Regions from separate parts of the Mus musculus genome. Here region 1 is linked to region 2. A link is a contact called in ENCODE Hi-C or POLR2A ChIA-PET data. All regions are on one chromosome and are shown on one strand. Each heading gives the region's core, a stretch centred on a gene start or an enhancer-like site at or near the end of the contact. The rest is flanking DNA. Distances are from core to core; before and after follow the strand shown.

Evidence for each region. Hi-C counts contacts between places; a loop is a spot of excess contacts on that map. ChIA-PET counts read pairs that join two places held with the same protein, here RNA polymerase II (POLR2A).
Region 1: a loop to region 2 is called in a map of Patski, with 1.9 times the contacts of the local background. The contact joins two enhancer-like sites. A Hi-C loop is called at or near these places in 4 of 37 maps with a recorded cell type or tissue (CH12.LX, Patski and heart). POLR2A ChIA-PET finds 5 or more read pairs at or near these places in 4 of 5 experiments (Patski and embryonic stem cell).

The regions. Positions count from the first base shown.
Region 1 is chr14:21,588,538-21,591,237 of GRCm38, reverse strand. The region is part of intron 2 of Kat6b (K(lysine) acetyltransferase 6B); the gene reads right to left. Among named protein-coding and RNA genes, the nearest start is that of Kat6b, 90 kb to the right of the region's middle. Within about 2 kb of position 1,415, at least 2 of the 3 ENCODE cell types and tissues checked have a DNase peak (open chromatin) inside an H3K27ac peak, as active enhancers do.
Region 2 is chr14:21,544,431-21,547,166 of GRCm38, reverse strand. The region is part of intron 2 of Kat6b (K(lysine) acetyltransferase 6B); the gene reads right to left. Among named protein-coding and RNA genes, the nearest start is that of Kat6b, 46 kb to the right of the region's middle. Within about 2 kb of position 1,450, at least 1 of the 3 ENCODE cell types and tissues checked has a DNase peak (open chromatin) inside an H3K27ac peak, as active enhancers do.

The DNA of each region.
Region 1 (2,700 bases), core at 166-2,665, 44 kb before region 2:
GATGTTGTGTTGTTGGGGAGGCTCAGAATCTAGCTACAGAGAAAAGGTGGAGCCTGCACAGGTGTTGGAGATGAGAGGAGCCAGGGGTGGCTGCTGACAACCTCACACAAGGTGAAGCTCCTGGGAGAGCAAGAAAGGGCGTAAGGCTTAGAGTTCATGCAGGCATTCTAGGAGCTTAAAGAAGGCAAGCAGCAGGCAAAGCAGGGAGGCCTGCTCCCTGAAGCTACAGAGCTTGGGAACTTCTAGGAATCCTAGAGAGTGATATTATCCAGAGGAAGTCAGCCTGCTCACTTGGAGAGGTACTCTACAGTGTTCAGAAAAAGTACCCTGGTAGGAAGCTTGCTTGCTTCTCACTCAGTGCAGAGAATTGCTCAGTAATTGCTGCTCATGATCACCACAGAGACTGTAGACATTTTAACACTGTGGGGATCTATGTCTTGAAATTTTTATTAGTATTTAGATAGGCTCTAAGCAAAGTTCTCTACCCATGTCATCAGAATAAAGATGATAATTTTCCAAAGAAATCCTGTTATTATCTCCACTAAGCCAGTTTTCTTCTATTAGGATGTACATGTAAATAATTGATAGTTATCTAGAATGGTTAACACATGAATTGTCCTAAAGACATAGCTAGTTTTCTTAACAGTGCAGATCATAATATTCCTAACAGCTTTTCTCATGTAGAAAAAGGAATAAAATACCAAGATTTATAGATAAGTCCGACTTTAGCCGTTTATTGATTTAGCTTTAGGAGCCTTTCACAACAGAGTCCTTTTAACTGCATACAGCCAGGGCATGTGTCTAATCAATACTGAACATCTACCTTGCAGTTGGGGTTCATGAATTAATCAACAACTGCTCAAACTCAAAACCATCAGGCAAAACCCAGCAGTGACCTACATCTCTGAACACACTGAAACCAATGAAACAATGTTATCACCTGTAACAACAAGTCCGATCGCTCTCAAGGGCTAAAACTGAAACTAACTGGAAGTCTCTCCACAGGAGTTATTTATGTCATGCTATCTCTTTCTAGAAAGGACCATAAGCTAGCACTAGGGTCCTTCCAAATGGTCTATCCTGTGTGGCTGAATATAGCCTTATCCTGTAATGCTATAAACTAAGGGATTACAGCAAACGTGGTGTGCGAGGATAACATGGCTTTCCAACCTCTATTCCACACTCAAATGACTGGGTCCACTAAGCATTCCCACTTCCTCAAGAAAAAAAAATGGTGGGTAAACAGAAATCTGTCCAGGAGAGCTGCAGACTGTATAAGAAGGCTGTGGTTCTAGTAATGGTCATTTGATGGTGATTACAGACACTTTGAGAAGAGCCTCCTTGTTCTCCATGGTGTGAGCAACTCACTGACTCAGGCCATGAAGCCAGCAGCCAAGTGGCAGTGGCGTGGATCCAACGGTTCCTAGAGGAGAACAGATGGACAGCCATCCTTAAAAAAGAGTTCCCTGATGTCACCCAGCAATGAGATGTGAGGGCTCAAAACATGCACCCCCTCCCTCAGGAGGCACGTGCGAGAAGATGTCCCTGTGTTCTTCTTTCTCTCTCTCCAGCAAGGCCTGCCGGCCGGAGGCTCCCCAGCCACTCTATCGAAAGACTCTGTTGAAAATACACTTGTGTTTGGTTAAAGGAAAGTTCATATTTCTTCTTTGTATGAGAACTTATTGAAAGACTCTAGAAGATCACTGACCCACACACAGCCTGGTGAAGGAATGAAAAGGCACAAAATCTGGAACCAGACTCACTGGCGGGATTCAAGCATCTGAGTACTTTAACTTTTTGCTTCTATATCTATAAAATGTGAGTTAACAATCACCGGAATGAGAAAAGTGTGTGTATGTGTGTCCCCCCCACAAACCATGCGCTTAATACAACCCTACACACTATACATATACTTAATTTAAGATATGCATAGCTTTTGGTAACTACTCAAAAACATGCATAATAAGAAAAAGAGTGGCTTTTCTATCTGCTATGGTACAAAAGAGTCAAAGAGTAAGAACATGTGACCCATGCTTTGCAGAATTCACAAATGATACAGAGAGATCAGACACATATAAAGAACTTAAGACAATATAATCCCCATATCATATTTCTTGCATTTTTTAACACAATATTTTGTGAAAAGTTGGCAAGTTACGCAGGCTCTGGTCAACTGCTAGAGTGCTTGCCTAGCATGCACGAGGTCCCAAGTTCTACTCTGTCAGTCTCAGAACCTCCTACAAAATTGGGCATAATCCATGTTGGGACCAAGCTGGCTCAGATTCACCTGCCTACCTAAGGCAGGGATGAAAGCATGGACCATGTCAGTCTGCACCGCAGGTTATTAATCACAATTGCAAACAATTTCCTCCACTGAGAGTCCCCTGGTTTTGTTTTGACATGACCACATCACAGGTAATCAGACAGTGGCACCAACTGAGACCCTGTTAAGAGTGTATCCTATACATTATGATACATACCCTGGCAGCATCAGGACCATGTTAGAATGTATCCTACACATGATCATATATACCCCGGCAGCATTCAGTCAATAATACTGCCACTCATGTATTTGTAAGTACTTTATATTAACTGAAAATGTTTATCATAACATTTCACTGTATAGAAAAGCATATGCAAGCTAATGTGGAAACAGAATGTTTTCAAAACAGTGTGTGCCTGGAAACATTAGCCAGATAA
Region 2 (2,736 bases), core at 201-2,700:
GACAGCTCTGATGTTTATAAGCCTCACATCTTGGAGAAATGATTCACTCAAGTGAGATTCAAACTTTAAAGCTAATAGGGACTATCAAAGCTACCCCTCCAGGTTAGGGATATCCCTAGACTCCCCAACCTAGAAAAGGGAGGCACAGTGTGATGTGACCGAAGATCCAGCTATTTCACTCGTGGTTCACATGCAGGGGAAAGAAAAGTGTGCGCTCACAGAGAAGCTTGCAGAAGATGAGGAACAGTGGGACACATCTGCAATCCTAACGTTCAGGCATCTAAGCTGGAAGGGTCACAAGTTTTGAGACTCACTGGGCTACAGTGAGTCCCTAGTTGTGCACAATGATTACAGCAGCACTGTTCATAAATAGCTAAAACCTTTCAAGCAGCGAATGGATAAACAAAATGTGGGATTGATGTACAGTAAAGAGGAATGAAGTACTGATCTGTGCTATGATCCAGATGAACTTGAAAACGGTATGCTTAGTGAAAGATGCCAGCCACAAAAGGCCAGTCACTACATGACTCTTTATGTTAAATGTCTATAATAAGCAAATCCATAGAGACACAAAGTAGATTAGTGGTTGCCAGGGGCTGAGGGAAGCAGGGAATGGGCAGTGACTGCTAATGAGTGTGAGGTTTCACTCTGGGGTAATCAAAGTGTTCTGGAATTAGAAAACGGTGATGGTTACATGACTCTGTGGGTATACGAAACCACTGAGTTGAACACTAAAGGCATAAATTCATGATGTGAATTATACCTCAGTAACAACAATAAAAACATATGGTACAAATCCACAAGAGTGTAGACAGCATGGGGGGGGGGGGTGAGGGGGAGGCAAAGAATGTCCAGAGGACATTACTTCTTTGTTGGCAAAAGACTAGGAAAGCAAGTTTGATCCCATTAGAAAGGCTCCTGTGAGCAAGCATGAAACTCAGGCTGCTGCCAGAAAGAGTCCCTGAATTTGGGGACAAGATAGCCCTCAGATCTCTTATGAGTATCTCCTAAGCACTAAGCAATTCCCACAGAGTCCTGCCTCGGGCTTTCTCCCTTTCCACTTACTTCTCACAGCAAATGATTTACCTACTCTTCAGTCTCTCTTGGTTGTTCCTGCCTTAAAAGATAACTCCCTTCCATATTTTAAGGACATGGAGGATCAAGGGACAGACCAAACACCAAACCATGCTGGTTTCCTTACAACTAACTAACTGTTCAGCTACAGAAATACCGTGGCCCTAGGCAAACAGGGTGCCCCTGGATACGACTATGAACTTGTAACTACATCATAATGCTGTAGTTTCAACTAAGGTGCATTTTGAATGACACAAACCATCCCCAGCACCTGTGCCCTTTAGTTTTTAACCAGAGACTGAGAAGCCAGATCCCTGACACAGAGATACTGGCCAAGCCCCACCTCATGCCAGGGATGCCACATGATGCAGCTCTAGCCAACGAAACACAGACGAGGCAGCCTCTGGGGACAGCATCAGTTCTGGAGAACACAGCTCATGCTGTTGCCCTTGGACCTTTCCCCTTTCTCCTATGGGACAGAAAGGCAGAGCCTGTGCATGAAGAAGCTACCCTGGGCGAAGTGTGGTATGAGGGAAACTTCTCTGCAAAAGACAGTGAAGCAGGAAGCTGCAGAGATGCTGGGTCTCGAAGGCATAAAGCCACTGTGGGCAGCTGGCTCTAACAGCAGTGGGCCACTGCCTACAACTGCTGCCTCCAAGGGACAAAGAAGCCCTACTTGTCTAATATCCCACTTAAAAAGCTGAGTTGAACACATGCCTAACTAAAGCATCTGAGATGCTTCCTAAGAAAGAGCCAGCAGTCACTCAGGCTTAAAAGTCGTCACGGAAAACAGCTGGAATGGTACATTAGTCTCATACTTTTAACCATAGCAGGTTCAGCTTGGTTCAGGCTTTTTTTTTTTTTTTTTTTTAATAAATGAAAAAATTCAAAGGCCTCATTAAAATGCCACATACCTTTCTGAGAGATATTGTATTTTAAAACAACAAAAAGTTTTTCCTCAACGTTCCCATGAACATTAGAGTTTGCACAACAGGTCTGAGGAAACTGAGGCACAGGGATGATGTGGAAGAACCAGATACACAGAGTTGGAAACAAAGCACCAGAATCCAAACCACGGCCAAGCCCACGGGCACACTCTGCCTCTACCTCAGGGATGTGAAGAAGCCACAAGCAGTTTAACACAATTGTCCCTCTCCAGAACTAGGTAAGAGCAAGGGCACGGATATGACATAGAGAAACACAAGCCAGGCATGATGACACACATGCAGTCTCAGCACCGGGGTAAAGGTCCCTACTGCCAAGCCTGATGATCAGAGTTGCTGTTTGACTCCACACCTGTACTGTGGTACTCAGAATGTACACACATATGTACATGATGATAAATAAATACATGTGAAGAAAATTAAGCCAAACCAAACAAACAAACCAACAAAAAACCAAAGATTTCTTTTTAAGTTCGAGATAGCAAGGTAGTATATACATTTGTATATAAAAATATTTTTAAGTTATTTGCTAAGAATCTCCTCTCCTTTGCAGCCATCATCCTTCAACCCACACAACTTAGTGCTTATACTTTAGTATATCATCAATTTATCCACTGTACTCTTCCCTCAATCAGCAGACTGCCTCTCTCTCTCCCCCAAGGTCAACACCCCAGTGATGAAACTCACACTCAGACCTTCGCTTTCCTGCCTCAAGCCT